Regions from separate parts of the Homo sapiens genome. Here region 2 is linked to region 1. A link is a loop called in an ENCODE intact Hi-C map of the cell type or tissue named here. Cell type or tissue: Calu3. All regions are shown on one strand. Links, peaks and the distances in the headings refer to the core of each region. The heading gives the core; the rest is flanking DNA. Region 1 holds the start of LOC102723708 (a long non-coding RNA gene). Region 2 has its middle 91 kb from the start of NPIPB11.

Evidence for each region. A loop is a pair of places that touch in the nucleus more often than their neighbours do. Peaks named below come from ENCODE experiments on the same cell type or tissue, not always from the same donor. Only the 100,000 strongest peaks of a DNase experiment are listed, where the experiment ranks them.
Region 2: a loop joins it to region 1, with 19 times the contacts of the local background. A loop is called at or near these places in 7 of 110 quality-filtered maps.

What each region holds. Positions count from the first base shown.
Region 1 is chr16:29,223,615-29,231,941 of GRCh38, forward strand. LOC102723708 (a long non-coding RNA gene) reads right to left here and starts at 4,909. Exons shown (of 2, transcript NR_188602.1): 1 at 4,569-4,909; 2 at 1,969-2,233. RefSeq lists a silencer at 5,966-6,157. In Calu3, for the core only: CTCF peaks have their summits at 4,667 (motif pointing right) and 4,903; a DNase peak (open chromatin) is centred at 4,677.
Region 2 is chr16:29,311,554-29,319,880 of GRCh38, forward strand. It overlaps the pseudogene SNX29P2. Among named protein-coding and RNA genes, the nearest start is that of NPIPB11, 91 kb to the right of the region's middle. RefSeq lists enhancers at 1,641-2,349, 8,043-8,327. In Calu3, for the core only: a CTCF peak has its summit at 4,788; a DNase peak (open chromatin) is centred at 4,788.

The DNA of each region.
Region 1 (8,327 bases), core at 71-8,070:
TGTGCTCCTACTGTATGCCAGGCACGAGGTTGGGTGCTGGGGAAATGCTCCTATGGGGGAATTGTTTTCTGTGCTAATTGTTGCCATAGAAAAAGGCACAGGCTGGGCACAGTGCCTCACACCTGTAATCCCAGCACTTTGGGAGGCCGAGGTGGGTGGATCGCCTGAGGTCAGGAGTTGGAGACCAGCCTGACCAACATGATGAAACTGTCTCTACTAAAAATACAAAAAATTAGCTGGGCATGGTGGCAGGCACCTGTAATCCCAAGTACTTGGGAGGCTGAGGCAGGAGAATCGCTTGAACCCAGGAGGTAGAGGTTGCAGTGAGCCGAGATTGCACCACTGCACTCCAGCCTGGGTGACAGAGTGGGACTGTGTCGGAAAAAAAAAAAAAAAGAAAAGAAAAGGAAAGAAAAGAAAAGAAAAACGCACAGAAATTTTAACCAACCAGGAGGCAACCAGACTCTGGGGAACTTTCAAGATCCTTATCACAATTTCCCACCCCACCCACCCTGTTACTTCCTCTACTTTTCTCTCTCTTGTTGTCTTGTCTTGACCCTTTGTGCTGCAAAATGGGTACCCATACATGGGGCTGGGGGCTTTAGACCAGTGGATGGGTCTCAGTCCACACAAACAGCTAATCTGGATACACGAGGCCAAAACCTTCTCATTTTTCTGGGCAACTTTTTTTCCTGGCCCAAAATGTTTTGATTGTTGTTAACTCACAGGAGTGGGGTAGACCATTAAGGCTAATTTCAGGCCCAATATTGTCATTTTTAGAGGAGAAAAGTGGAAACCCTGGGCACTTGCCTGGGTAGTGGCTGAACCAGAGGTGACACCTTGCTCAGTCCCAGCACAGCCCCACCATGCACCCGGCACCACACCAGGCACTCACCCTCTTATACAACAGGACAGGTGGCGTGTTTGTGAAACTAGTGGAGGTTTGTGTTCAGGAGGTGGAGGAGGGAGGACAGGAAGGAGAGGGAGAAGAGCATGCACTGGAGAAGTAAATCCAGGGATCACACACAGCCACGTCCTCACAATGCATGCTTGAGATCAGTGTTTGTACTAAGGGCAATGGGGAGCTATTGAAGACTCCAGGCTGGAAGCAACACAGGCAAGAGTGTGTCTTAGAAGCATCTCTGTTGCATTTGGTAGGCTGAGATAGAGGCTAAGCTGAGGCTGTTGGAGAACTCAACAGCGGAGGGTGTTGGCTTGAACTAAGGAAGTATGTTGTGTAAACGGGAGTGCTGTGACCTGTTGCAGTCTTACTTTCCCACTGACTTCTATGGAGTATCAGTTTCCTGTTGCCTCTGTAACACACTGCCACAAACTGGACTTTAGAACAATAGATGTTCATCATCGCTCTTCCCAGGAGTGTCCGGAGGGAACCAGCCCCTGCCAACACCTGGACCTTAGGACCTCTGACCTCCAGAACTGGGAGAGACTAGATGTGTGTGGTTGGAAGCCTCTAAGTCAGTGGTCATTTGTTATAGCAGTGCTAGGGGCACTAGGAAACAATTACCAGAGGCAAGAGACAAAGTCTTATTAGCTACCCTCCTCTGAAGGACAGAAAGGAAAATATGAGACCAGGAGGGTGTTGAGAGCCAAGTGGATTGAAGTGAAGGCTTGGGGCTCCTTGTGGATTTTGTTTGTGTGGGTTATTTTGTTCCCAGGAGTCTCAGGCTGTGTAGCCAAATGCAGTCTGCAGTTCTACTCTTTCCTTTCTTTGAAAGCAAACAGCCTCTTTTGGAAGAGTGAAGGGCACCCGAGGTTCCAGCTGGGGCTGGCCCAGGCCACGGAGCTCTCAGAATGCGTACAGCGCAGACAGCACCCTGCAGTTGGGTGGGTGCTGGCTTTGAGGTCTGGAGATCTAGATGCCCACAAGGTGCCCCTGGCAAGTGGGGGCTGCAAAGGCATCACCCACCCCACTGGGCTGGGGCAGAGAAATAGACATGATGCATCTGATGAGCTCGGAAAACATTTCTAATGTATTTATTTTTTGTGGTTCGGCTACAGAAGAGAATAAGAAAGGGCTGAAGGGGATGAATGAACAAGAGCAGGAGAAGGACTGCCCTGAGGGCAGGAGGAAAGGGTGTGAATCGGGATAGAAGTCAGAACCCCACCAGCTTCTTGCCTGGGAACCAATTGCTGGAGCTGCTTCCTTCCTTCGTTCATTCCTGCTTTCTTCACTCCTTCATTCCCTGAACATCAGACATGGTCATAGGCCCTGCTGAGAATTAAAACAGAACAATGAACAAGTCCCACTCTCAGAACGCAGGCAGAGGTGAAATGTTCGGTGGGCTATGGTGATGGCTTTGGAGATTTACTGGTAGCTTCTGTGGGGTTACTCTGGCTGGGGACCCCAGGGGCCTGCTATGGACAGAATTGTCTCCCTCTCAAATTTGTATATTGAAGTCCTAACACCCAGCGTGATGGTATTTGGAGGGGGGGACTTTGGAGGGTGATTGAGTTTAGATGAGGCCATGAAGCTGGGACCCCATGATGGGATTGGTGTCCTTACAAGGAGAGGAAGAGGCTGGAGCTCCTTCTCTCACCTTGTGAGGACACTGTGGGAAGCCACCTGCAAGTCAGGAAGGGCCCTCATCAGAAGCCAAGTCAGCCATACCTTGATCTTGGAATTCCAGCCTCCAGAACTATGAGAAACAAATTCCTCTTGTTGAAACCATGCAGCCTCAGCTGGTGGAAGCGTTCGGGGTGAGCATGGCTCCTGCAGGGAGATGGAGCAGGGACATTGTGTCAGGTCTAAGGCTGCTGGTAGAGCCTCAGCTTCCTTTCCTTGGCACTCACCAGGCCATGCTGGGAAAGAAGTCTGAGCCAGGTAGTTCGGAAAACACCCCCTTGGTAACTCTTTTGGGAAACGGAGACAGACATCAAGGTCTTATCCACTTTGTGCAGGAAGATGACATGCGGTAATAAGGAAAAGAAAATGGGAGGTCCTCTGTCTCATGGAATTTGGGGTCACAAGTGTCTGTACAACACCTTACTGGGTCTCAACTCCCAGCTTCTCAGGAACAAGAGACAAAGAATATAGGTCAGCAGAGCAGAGCCCGAGGGGCTGGTCCACAGTCCAAGTCACACATGATGAGGACAGTATTGAGAGTCATCACATGATGATGGCAGTGATGGTGGTAGTGATGATGGTGGTGATGGTGATGATGGTGGTGATAAAGGTGCCACCGGCGTCGCCGCCGGCGTCACTACCGGCGCCATCATCCTCATCATCATCACCATCATCACTATGACCATCATCACCATTACCTCCATCATCACCACCATCACCACATCATCATCATCACCACCACCATCATCACCACCACCATCATCACCATCATTACCATCATTGTCATCACCACCACCACCACCATCACCACCACCACCATCACCACCACCACCACCATCACCACCACCATCACTATCATTACCATCATCATCATCACCACCATCATCACCACCATCATTACCATCATTGTCATCACCACCACGGCCATCATCGTCATCCAGGTCCCGTCATTACTATCATCGTCATCACCACCGTCTTCTCCTGCTTCTTCTCCATCATTATCATTGCTGCTGTCACCACCATGATTATCATCATCATCATCATCTCCATTGTTCTCATCCTTCTTCTCCTCCATGTGCCTCTATGTCTTCCCATACCTTTAACATGGGTTCCATGACTCCTTAGCATGGCTGCCATCATCATGTGGATGTGGATGGTGGTGGTGGTGATGATGGTGGTGATGGTGGTGATGATAAGGATGATGATATTGATTATGAGAGTTGTCTTAGTCCATCTGGGTTGCTTTAACAAAATACTATAAATTGGAGGCCAAGCATGGTGGCTCACACCTGTAATCCCAGCACTTCGGAAGGCTGAGGCTGGAGGATCACTTTAGGCCAGGAGTTCGAGATTAGCCTGGGCACTACACAGGAGGATCCATATCTCTACAGAACATTTTAAAATTAGCTGGGTGTGGTGGTGTGCACCTGCAGTCTCAGTTACTCAGGAGGCTGAAGTAGGAGGATTGCTTGAGCCCAGGAGGTTGAGGCTGCAGTGAGCAATGATCTCACCACTGTGCTCCAGCCTGGGTGGCAGAGCGAGACCCTGTCTCTAAAAAAAACCAAAAAAACCCATAAATTAGGTGGCTTATAAACAACAGAAGTTCCTTTCTCATAGTTCTGGAGGCTGGGAAGTCCAAGATTAACTTATCAGTAGAGTCAGTGTCTGGTGAGGCCCATTTCCTCATAGATGGTTATCTTACTGCGCCCTCACATGGCGGAAGGGGTAAGGGGGCTTTCTAGGGCCTCTTATAAAGCACGAATCCCATTAATGAGGGCTCTGCTTCTTAACTTCATCACCTCTCGAAGGCCCCACCTCCTAATCCCATCACTTTGAGGTTAAGGATTTCAACAAATGAATGTGGAGGGACACAAACACTCAGGCCCCAGCGTGGCCCAGCACCTGCAGAATGTGGCTTGGTGCAATCACTCTTTAAGCTCCCGCCCCTGGTTACTTGGTTTATTCCCCCCTCCGCCACACAAACCTCCAAGGCTGGGCTACTGATCATCCTCTTCCTACAGACGAGAGACTGCAGGCCTGGAGATGACACAGCCTGCTCAGGCCACACGGCCTGCAGGTGGCACTGCACTGCAGCAGCCGGGGACGGGCCCCACGTCCTCAGTGCCCTGTGATGTCATTTCAGTGTCGGAGCAGGGAGGGACCTGCTTGTTTTAGAGAAGGGGGTTCACCTGGGACACCCCTGAGCTTTGTCCCAAGCCTCAACAAGCCACTCACTTCCCACTTGGGAGTAGTTTCTCTGCACGCACCAGGCAGTGGGACCAGGGAAGAAATCGCGTCCACTAAGTGGTGTCGTCTGCCTGCAAGACCTGCACAGCTCCCAGGCCTATGGCTTTGGGCACCAGGTGCTGCGCCAGCGTCTGGAAATGATTAATTCCTGGGCACACCTGCTGTGTGCCCAGCCCTGGGGCTGAGGACGGAGCCCTTTCCTGCCATCATGGAGCCTGCATTGCACGGGGTGAGATGCGTGATAGAAGGACATATCCCACATCACGTGCACTGAAGACAAAGCTGTGAAAGGATAGAGTGTGGGGAGGGGCTTCTGTCTCAGATGTGGAGGTCAGGGACGTCCTCCCCAGCGGGTGACTTTGGAGCAGGGGCCTGAGGGACGTGGGCAGCCCGGCAGACCCCTCATTACATGTGTTAAAGCCTCCTCCGGTGGGGGGCTGGGCAGAGGCTATTGCAGTTGTCCAAACTTCCTGCAATGGCAGAACATTCTAGATCCGCACTGTCCAGTAAGGTGGCCACGAGTCACACGTGACTGTCGAGCTCTGGAAATGCAGCTGGTGCAGCTAAGGAGCTGAATTTTAAATTGTATTTAATTCTTGTCACTTTAAATGTAAATGTCTACCCATGGCTAGCAGTGACAGGGCAGGCCCACCTGGCCTTGGCGAAGCAGGTGAGTGCTGGAGTGTGTACTTTGAGGCTGACGGGTTTCTTGATGGATGGGTGGCGAGCAGAATGGGTTTTTAGCTGGCCAGGCCTTGGAGTTGTGAAACCTGGACTTTGTTTTATGGTGGTTCTGTGGTCTTGGACAGAGTTCACAACCTCACCAACTCTCTGTTTATTAAAAAGAGAGCGATGGCTCTGCTGGTCACGCCGGGACGTTGCAAGGCACAAATGCAGCAGACGTGAGCCTGTGTGTGGCTCACATTGGGTCAGCATTAGCCCCGCAAGCCACCCGAGGCGAGGGCCCCTGGCAACTCCAGGGCGGCTGCTTGACAAGGCGCTGCTGCCGCCTCATGTTCTCTGTTACCTGGCTTGGGGTCTTCTGGGCTCTGCAGGCCATGTTTGAGGTGGGTTGTGACCCAGTGCTCCAGTCTGACCCTCGACCCTCCCCCAAATCCCACCAGGGTTCCCATTCCACCGTGACCTGGCAGGAGATGTCAGACCGCAGCTGAGGGCCCTGCTGGTTTCCTACGAGGAGGCTGCAGATGGGAATGAGGACCTCACGGTCAAGGGCGTGGACACCTCCCGCCTGACAGATGACACATTTGTGAGTGGGTCCCCAGAGGTCTGCCCTGGCACCTGACAACCCCGGGAGGCAGGAACAGGTTAGAGCCAACTGTGGAGCTCATCAGAGAGGTGACTTTCAGTACCAAAAGGGTGTTTTCCAAGGGAAATCCTGCCGCACAGGGCAAATGAAAGCAGGTCAGGGCTCACCAGTCACTGCAGAATCCGCCGGCCCACATGTCCCTGGTCTTCAGAGGTGGGAACAGCCAGCTGGGAAGGAATCCACCTGCCCCCATGGCCTGTGGATCTGAGGACTCCTCTCCCACCTCCTGTGCCAACCATTGTTTGGTGAAGGCGCCCTTGCTCCCAGCCCGCTCTCCTCTGACATTCTTTGGTGAACATCCCATCTCCTTTTCTCCAGAACCAGCCGGCTCAGACCACCCACATATTTTACAGTTACTGGGCTTCTATGTTCCACAGAGGGTGCTTGGCTGGGGGGACAGGGGAGGGGACAGAGCCTCAGGCCAGGTGCAGGGAGGACGGTGCTGGCCATAGGGCTGGGGCAGCCTCAGGTCACACCACCATTCCAGCACTCTCTGTGTGGCTCCAGGGACTCAGCGTCGCCACCTGGGAGTTGGGATGGGGGCTCAGGCAGAGGCGCTGGTTCGTTGTCCCACAGATCAAGCCTCTCTGAGTCCTCGGCTGTCTTGGTGGAGACTCCAAAGGTGAGGCCGGACTGCATGTCCCATGACCCTTCTCCACCGGGCAGGGCCAAGGACCCTGCAGCAAGGGCCCTTCATGCCGGGCTCACCACCCTGTTCCCTCCATGACCTCGCCAAAAGCCTCCCGCTCCCACCCCCGGCTTTGGGACGGTCAAACAGGTGAGGGCTGGGGGTCCTGCCCCGGGGGGAGGATGACAGGCGACGGGAGGAGTGCCTGGCATGGCCGAAGAGAACACGGCAGTGGGGTGTGTGTCAGCAGCAGTGGCACAGCCAAACCCCGGCAGGCTTCATGCAGAAGGCGGCATCTGGGGAGAAGTTAAAAGCTGAGCAGGAGCCAGCGGGTGAAGTGGGAAACGGAGAAAGGGCTATAGCCTGTGCCCAGCTCTCCCTGTCAGCCTGAGATGAGGGACATCTTTTGTGTCCGGGCACTGCCTGGGTTGCTTGGACAGAAGCCTCAGAGCTGGAAGGAGCTGAGAAACCACAAGCTCCAATGCTCACGCCCCATAGGGGACCGAGGAACCGCAGAAGGGACCGCACCTGCCCGGTGGCCAGCAACGGAAGGACGGCAGGGAGCGAACACACTCCAGCCCCTACGGTCTCTCCGCTCTCCCAGCTGAGCTGTCTTCCCCGGAGGCCGGGCTGCAACCCGAGAAGGCGCCGCGCCATCGGCCCTCACCCTGCTCCGCCTAAGCTGCTGCTTTTCCTCTGCAAATGCCCTGGGCTGGACGTCAAACCACAGTCAGGTAGGGGCGGCCCAGACCAGGGACCAGCAGCTGGTTCCCTCTGCCTGGTCTCACTTCTAAAGCCACTGGAAGAGGAAACACATAAAATGTGACTTTGCAGAGGAATTCCAATAAACAAGATGTGTTTCCAAGTCTTCTGAGGCTGCCGAGACTGAGTAGCTGCGTGTGAGCAGCCACAACTCCTCTGTTGTCCTCCTGCAAAGTGTCCCCGCCCTCCCACTCAGGTCGCGTTCCTCCGGCCGCCCCCGGCTGCTCCCGCCACAGGAGACTGGACGGTGGGCTCTGGCCTTGGGGACCTCCGGCCCTGCCTGCAGCAGGCCCCAGTGTGTGTGGGCGAGAGGGCCGGGCCAGCTGACTCCTGTCTTTCTTTGGGACCACGTCATCAAGCGGGCTGGAGCCAGAGGCTGGGCCCCTCTGTGTCCCGGGGATCCTCACCCCCCAGGTCCCCAGTGCTGTCCTTGTCACCACTGAACGGCAGTTTCTCCCCACCCCGTGCTTCAGTTTACCTGTCCGGACCAGGGGTGGCAACCTCTTTTCCAGAACGGGGCAGAAGGTGAATGCAGTTCACTCTAGTTCTCTGCATTGTGTCTTCTTTTTAAAGAAAATAACCCTTTACAAATGAAGGGTTGGCCGGGTGCAGTGGCTCACGCCTGTAATCCCAGCACTTTAAAAAGGTCAAGGCAGGTGGATCACCTGAGGTCAGGAGTTCGAGACCAGCCTGGCCAACATGGTGAAACCCCATCTCTACTACAAATACAAAAATTAGCCAGGCGTGGTGGTAGGCACCTGTAATCCCAGCTACTTGGG
Region 2 (8,327 bases), core at 300-8,299, 88 kb after region 1:
GTGGAGGGGCTGGCGGGCATCATTGCCTGGGCAGGCAGGTGGGAAGTCCCACTCCATCATCACAGGAGTGTGCTTTGCAGGCAACCTCAGGCCACTCCAGGTGCCTGGCCACCCTGTCTCCTCCGTGTGGAGCATGGGCCTGTCCACGGGTCCTTGCTGTGGCCTCACTGACAGCAGAGAACATGGCGCATTCCCACACCTGAATGTGCTGCTCTGGGCGGCTGCATTGTAACTGCCCTGAGAATGCTGGCATCCGGGGCATGCTGTGACTTACACTGTGCAGAGGCAGGGACTGGCATTGTGTGCATGGGGGCGATGCCAAGCCGGCTGCTGATGCTAGAGCCCCTCACCTCTGCGTCTTTCTTGGTGGGAGTGGCTGGCCAGTGGGAGAGCATGGCTGGCAGTGAGGTGTGAGGGGCTCCAGGGAGGGTTCCGCTCTGCAGATGGCTGGGGCAGGTACCAACTGTGTGCAAGGATATCGGTATTGCTGGGGTCCCAGGTCCAGGATGAGCAGAGTGTGTGACCGTGTTGGCGCTCAGGTCCCAAGGCCCTGCAGCCCCACAGGCACCTGGCCGCTTCTGGGGGTGGTGGGATCGTTTCTGTTCCACATCAGTTCTTTCTTGGGCAGCAGTCGGAGGCTCCAGCGCTCTTGGTGACTGCATCACAAGTTAGGAGGGATTTGCCCAGCCCTGTGTGGAGCACCTTTCCCGGGTGTGTCTGAGCAGAGCGCTCTGCTGTCCTGAATGTGAGCTTATTTGAGCCTTGGCCATCTGAGGACCTGTCTTCTGTTTTTCAGAGGATTACCCCAATGGCACCTGGCTGGGCGACGAGAACAACCCCGAGATGCGGGTGCACTGCGCCATCATCCCCTCCGACATGCTGCACATCAGCACCAACTGCCGCACGGCCGAGGAGATGGTGCTCACGCTGCTGGACTACCTCTTCCACCGCGAGGTGCAGGCTGTGTCCAGCCTCTCGGGGCAGGGCAAGCACGGGAAGAAGCAGCTGGACCCGCTCACCATCTATGGCATCCGGTGTAAGTCGGGCCCCATCTTGGGGGACTGGGGTGTGCGGGGAGCTGGGTCAGGACCCACATTTCACTGCTGAGGGTGCTGGCATCAGTAGCACTGGCACGGGGCTGCGTTTCTCCAGGCGGTTTGAAATCTCAGCCCGAGGATCAGTGCTCGAGGGGATGGATGCCCGGTTGACCCTGATGTGCTCATTACTCATGGCATGCCTGTACCAAAATACCTCATATACCCCATCATATATATACCTACTGTGTACCCTTAGAAGGTAAAAAACTCCTCGCCTCCTGTCTGTAGGCCACTCTTGAGGAAGAGAGAGGAGGAGGAGAGCCAGGGCCTTCCCTGCTGTCCTGGCCACGCTGACCCAGGCCCCGCTGAGCCTCTCCTAAGTGGGTGGAGTGCCGCCTGCCTCCTTCCTTCTGAGAGGGCTGGGCCTCAGCAGCCATGCCAGGGCCTCAGCGCTGACCTGGCTGTGATGGGAGCCAGGAGAGCTCCAAAGCCTGATTTTCGTGCCCAGCCCGGCCTGTGATGTTTCCCTCCCCTCTGAAGAGCGGGACTTGCTCCAGGTGGCGATTGCGGTACTGCCCTTCAATGGCGTTTGATGGGCGCTCAGGTCCTCTTTGCCAGCGTCCATGGTCCATTTGCTCCACAGAGCCCGTCTGCTTCAGAAGCTGTCCTCCTGGCTTCTAACAAAGATGTAAAGTGAAGCAGCAGCAAACGCAAGAGACACGAGGCCCCTGGCGGGAGGGTGTGGGAGGGTACAGCAGCCTCCGGCAATCTGGGCTCTGGAGAGTTGCCTCAGGGGATCGTGAATGGAAATCTGATCTTGAAACAGGGCGAGCGAGGTGGAGCACTCAGCGTCCGGGATCTCAGCGTGCGGGGGGCCTCCGGGATCTCAGCGTGCGGGGGGCGTCCAGGATCTCAGCGTGCGGGGGGCATCCGGGATCTCAGCGTGTGGGGGCTGCTGTTCCAGCAGGAAAGAGCCTTGCTCCTCTGGGAAGCACGGTGTGGCCCGTGAGCCTCTGTCAAGAGCAGTGGGGGAGTGGAAGGGCTCAGCTGTTCCGTAGCTGCTGTGAAAATGGGGTCTGAGTAAGACTGGGGTGTCATGCTGACTGCAGGTTTTTCTGGAAGCTGCTGAGAGGTGGGTCCAGGTCCCACCCACGTGTGTGTGAGCAGGTCATGGCATCTTCCCATGTGCCATGTCTTGTTCCAGGCGTGTGTCCCAGCTGTCAGACACTGGCGGGCACCCATCCTGGACCCTGAGGGTAGTCTCAGATAACTGCCTGGGAGACCACATGTGGGGCCTCCTCACAGCTTCTCAGCGGTGGAGTAAAGCAGGTCACGAGGATCAGAGGGTCATGGGGCAGGGGTCACCCGCAGCCTTCTGAAGGGCCACATGGCAGATGTTTCAGGCTTTGCAGGCCCTGGGGTCTCTCTTCAACTGCTCAGCTCTGAAAGCAGCCACAGACGAGGTGTCACAGGAGTGTCAGGCTGGGCTACAGGTTGGAGGCGCAGCCTGGACAGAGAGGAGCGGGTGATCTTTGGAGAGGATGGTGGCATGTGGGATGAGCGTGCTGTGCTGTGTGGGGCAGTGGCATTCAGGGCTGGGCCCTGTTCCCAGGTGAGGAGTCCCTGCTCCTCCAGGGAGATGACAGGGGCCTTGGATGTGAAGCTGGAGGCCGGCTGGCTCTGCTTTGGAGACAGTGCCTTGGTATGTCAGGCTAAGGATTCGGGCTTTCAGGGCATTGGCTGCGATTGGTCTTTTTATTAATCGAGCACAGGGAATGTTCCAGTGAGGTGACAGGGGCATGGCAGGGCGATAGAGCAGAGCCCATGGCGGTGGGGTGGCTGTGTCTGTATTCAGCGAGTCCGTGTGGGGTGGTGGAAGGCACTGCGTGGGGCAGAATGGGGCAGGCCCCGATTCCCTGCATGTTGTGGCTATGAGTTGACCTTCCCTGCTGAGCTTCTCCTTGCTTGGGAAGTGCTGCCAACCTCGATGGGGGTCTGGAGGCCAGAGAGGGGAGTGGGAGCCTGGCATGGGCTACCACCCTCTCCCCTGGGCCCGCTGGCTTCAGGGCCATCCTCCAGACAGCTGAAGTCATTGGCTCTGTTCACCAGGCTGCTGGACCTCATGGCTTGGGGACCACTGGCCCTGCCTCCCCAGGCTCTGAGCTGGGCTCTGGAGCACGGTCCCCTGGCAGGGGCGTCCGCTAGCACCGTCATTCTGCTGGAAGTTCCTCCGGGGCGGGGGTCCTGGGCTTGCTCACAGCGCCCGGCCCCTTGGAGATGCCCAGTGAATTCTGGTCTCTAGAGCCGAGCTTTGGGAAGGTCATGGTGTGGCTGACCTTCAGGGTGACTTTGCATGAGGAAGGCTGGCCTGTCCACCGGGCCGTGTGGAGGGGCCTGGAGCAACTGCTGGGTATGGACCAGAGCTGGGCCTTCTCCCCCCACCTCAGGCCAGGCATGCCTGTGTGGCTCGTGCTTAGATGGAATTGCTGAAATGTTAAAAGCATGGCTTTACCTTTTCTCCCTGTGGCCCAGTTTCATTCTTATTGCTGATCGTTGCCCAAAAAACCAAAACAAATCAAATAAATACATGGACCAAACCTCCCAGGCCCCAGCTTGAACAGCGGCAGGAATGGAATTGGCCACATCACTGCATCTTACTCTCTGCTGTTGCTTCAGAGCCTGCAGTGATGCCTGTAGCCTCAGCAGTCAGAGGTCTGCGGCTGTCCTCACTCAACCCAGACAGCTCACGAGGGAGAAGATTTTGATTTAAGTTTCTCCTTATTTGTCAGCAGAAAGATTTTCTTTCTTTTTCTGGAGAAAAAAGTCTACATTTTGAAACACACAGTAGGTAAAGTCTCTAAGTACCACCTTCTCAAAATGAGGAAATGAGGTTATTGAAAGAGGGAGAGAGAGAAATTTGCTTTTTGGGGTGTTGGCTTTCTTAGGGTTCCCAAGGATTGGTGGACCCCCCGAATTTGGGCAGCTAACCAAATTTGTGTGTTTTATGCAAAAGTAGCATATCATTGCAACTTGGAAAACCTTGGAACATTTTCCTAAGGAATGTGCTCTCAGGACAGCAGCATTTGCCTGTTTTCTCTATGAAGAGAAATTGGTTTAGTTCTTAGGATTTCTATCCATGGCTTGCTCACGCCTCTGCTTGGACTGTGCATCCAAGCCGGTGACCCCGGATCTGAGGGCTTTTCTAAAGAATGCTGTCTAAGGCCATGCCACCCTGAACACACCCGATCTCATCTGATCTAAAGAATGCTGCTGTGGATGGCCGATCCCCATGAGACCTCCTAGCAGTTACAGAAAGACTGGATTCATTTGCACAAAGTAAAAAGTTATGCTTTCAGAGTTGCCCTGTCAGATGATTGTAGTTCTTTTCAAATCATTCACTCCAAGCGCAGGTGGTGTTTCCTAGCGGGAAGCAGCGGGGGCCACTTCACCCACACCTGTCCCTGTGAGTGCAGGTGTGCGACCTGGCCCCATTGTGTCTTGCAGGGTGCCTCAGGTTCCTGTGGCCACTGGGACAAAGCTCACAGCCTGGCTGGCTTAGAACACAGGCTTGTGTTCTCGTGCAGGTTTGGAGGCCAGATGCCTAGGATGAAGATGTGGGCAGGGCCACGCTGCCTGAGAAGGCCCTTTCCTTCTCCCAGCTTCTGGTGGTGGCCGCATCCCTCCAGTCTCTGCCCGCGTCCCCCATGGCTGTCTTCCCCCCGTGTCTCCCTCTGTGTCCCTCTCCTTACAACGACAGTCACTGGATTTGGAGCTCCCTCTCCTGCAGGATGACCTCATTACAACCTAAGGAATCACATCTGCAGAGACCCTAGTTCCCAGTCAGGTCACATTCTGGGGTCCTGGGCCAGGACATGAGTTTTGTGGGGACACTGTTCAGCCCAGTACACAGGACACGGGTGGTCAAGTGCTGTCTCTTCTCCAAGTTCTCTGTGAGGTGAAATGGTGAGGCTGACCTATATGTGTCCTTAAGGCAGAATGTGGACTCCACGCAGGGGTGGGTGTTTGTCTGTCTGTCTTGGGACATTGAGTGCCTCACGGTGACTGAAAGCTGGGAGGAAGGTGTGGTCAGTGTGGGCTCCAGGCAGAAAAGTGAGCAGAGCCTCCTTCTCAGCAGGTCACCCAGATGCTGTGACCTGGAGGTAGTCCTGCAGGTGGCTGTGAGGGGCTCTCTTGCTAACAGACTGAGGACAGGTGTCTCTCCATCATTTTTTCTCATAAAGGAATGAGTCAGCAGGCTTGAAGAAGGTGGCCGGCTTGGCCTGGAGGCTGCACATGTGAGGTGCACGGGGTGTGGGCTGTGCGTGCTTCCCCCGGGAGGGAGCATGTCAGCTGGCTTCCATCGGGCAGAGGCTTCGAGATGCCTTTTGTTTTTCTAGGCAGCGCTGTCACGTCGAGTCTGTAATTTGAAGAAATCAGTTGTTGGCACTCGGTTTTGTGCTGCCTTCCCTTGCACATGAGAGTGCGTTAGCAGGTGGTGCTCTTCATTCCTTTGTGACTAATAAAGCCACATGCCACCCACCAAGGCACAGGATGACAAGCCCTCCTGGCTCTCTTGTCTCGCTTCCCACAGTGCCTCTCATGGCCCCACAGATGGAGAGCTGGGAATCGGCTTGTGATTTGAACCACCAGAGTCAGTAACGGGGGTTCTGGAAAGTGGGAAGGCAACTAACGGTGTAATGGAGACTCTTTAGCTCTTTGGGGACTGCAGGACAGCTCGCCAGGAAAATAGAGGCGTGCACGGTGGCAGGGATGCTGCCTGGCTGAGCCTGGAAGGCAAGCCCGTCCTGGCCTTGAGGGGCCTCAGTGGGCATAGTGTAGGGATATGGCTGGGGAAAGCAGGGACTGAGGCCAGACAGGGTGTTCTCCTCCCAGGTGACGCCACGCTGTGGGGATCCCATGAGCCTCAGCAGCCGGATGCCGAGCACTTCTGTTCTCCTTGTGTCCTGGGCACTGCTCAGGGGGGAGACTTCTGCCTCGATTGAAGTCCGACTAGGCCTCCCAGAGCAGGGCCTGCGGGTGCCTTGGGCTGAGGGAGCTCAGGACAGCAGAGGCACGTGTGCGGGGCTGTGCGTGTTCTTCCCGTCTCCCTGAGCACCTCTCATGGGTTCCTAGGATCCAGTGAGGGCCGCTGCTTCTCCACCTGGTGGGCCCAGGAAGCTTGCACTTTAAGGCCGGTGTTCACTCCTAACTAGTAATTGGACTTGGACACATCACTTCTCCTTTTTCTGGCTTTTGCCTCAAAACCAAAGTGATGAGAGTAGTGACATTCCTACTTCATGAGGCTTTTTAAAAAAAGTCCATCAAATAACATGAGATCAAATGCTTAAAGTGGAAAATGGCAGTTAAATTCAAGGTGATCTTTTGATCCCATCATGATAGGATTTTTCCCACTCCCTGTTAAGTGCGGCTGCTCAGTGCTGTCAGAAAAGGTAAAGGAATCCGAGCCCCGAGGGCTGCCCAGAAGTGGGCGCTTGCCCCAGCTGCTGTCCAGTAGCATCTGCGGGCAGCACCTGCACCCATCTGTGCATTTTCAGATCCTCGCCCTCCTCACCCGCCGCGCTCTGCGGGCAGCACTTGGGCGGCTGGTCCATTCTCTGGATCTCCTTGGTGGCCGGCAGGGAGCATTCGCCCAGGCTGGGGCCTGGAGCGCAGACGGAAGGAATTAGATAATTTGATGTCTGAGGACAGTGGAAACTCGGTGGCGGGTAACCAGATGAATATATATTTTTTATTTAATAAGTATGAGTCAGGGTTTGAACTGGCAACTTAATTTTTACAAAGTTGAATTTAAATGTGAATGTTTTCACTCATTTCTCTTACCTATACACCTGGGTGTTTTAGATTTATCTTCTTTCCTGTTACTAACCCGTTTTTAAATTTTGTGTGGACTCATTCATCCTTCAAAGTCTATGGAATTTTTCTCCTGGAGTGTGAAGGTCGGAGGGTCACAGGAGGGCGGTTCTGAGGATGTTTCTTTTTATCGACTCGTGCTCCAAAGACGTTTTCCTGCTGGTGGGATGGCTGTTTCTTTCTTGCCTCCCGGTGGCAGCAGCTGGGCTGCTTTGTATCTAAAGTCAGTAGTTGGGCTCTCATGAAACTATTGAAGTGCAGTTTGAAAGCTGGGTTTTCCGGTAACTATGGTGCAACCTCTGGCAGCAGCTGGGCTCTCCTGTAAGGATTTCCTAGTGATTTTAATGGTTAGGTTCCCCCATGACCACAGCCAGCGGCTGGGTTCCTCTGTGAGTCACTAAAGTTGCTCAGCCTGGGGCTTCCTGAGGCGCCCCAGTCACCCAGCCAAGATCTGAGGGTGACTTGGAGTATTTTAGAGATGACCCGAGAATTGGAAGCCAAAGAGCGGCTGCTTCCTGTATGGCTTCTTTATGCATGAGGATGAAAATGTGCTGCCGAAACGACTTTAGGGTGTTCTTCCCTCTCATCCTACAAATCCCACTGTCCTGGCTGGTTTCTTTTTGTCTGTAGCACAGACAGGTTTGTTGTGATTATACAGAGAGTCAAAACGTGTCTCAAGTATCTACTGATAAGAAAGTCAAGAGGCATGTTTCCAAAACCCGAGGGACTTTTGATACCTAATAGAGTACTTAAAAAAACCCAAACACTTCTTTCTCTGTTTTAATTATTTCCACCATTTTAGTCTCAATGGGAACAGATTTTTAGGGTTTGGGCAGTAGAGTCCAAACTTGAGGCTCTTGGTAGTCAAAACAGGACGCTTTTCAGCTTAATCTTTTTATTACTACAATTTTGGATTCCATCCTGTATTTTCCTGTAAATTAGTGAAGTTGCATGAGCCAGCTAGAGAGGCCACTGCATTGAAGAGCCCTTCCCATCATGCCCAGATTCGTCATCGCTACAGGGATGGGGTCCTGTGGCCTAGTGGGAAGTGGCCAGGCATGCAGTGGGGCGCTGGCTCCATCCTGTCACCTGCTCCGCCGTGGCCTTCGGATCCTCAGTTTTCTCCCTGTTGAATACAGGGCATCTCTGGATGCTGCTCAGGGCGTGCTGAGAGCTCTCCGTAGCGCAGGTGGTAGAGACCTGGGGGTCCCAAGACAGTTCTCTGCGTGTGCACGGTGAGCCCCAGGAAGACAATGCACCTGGCTTTGGCCCCACAGTGAGAGTAGGTTGTGCCCACTCGGCTTGTGGTATAGGGACTCCAGGGATGAGGACACAGGCCCTGTCCGTAAGGAGTTTGTGCTCTAGTTGAGAAAGCACGATGGAGAGGCATTGGGAATGACATAAGCAAGCCCCGGACCT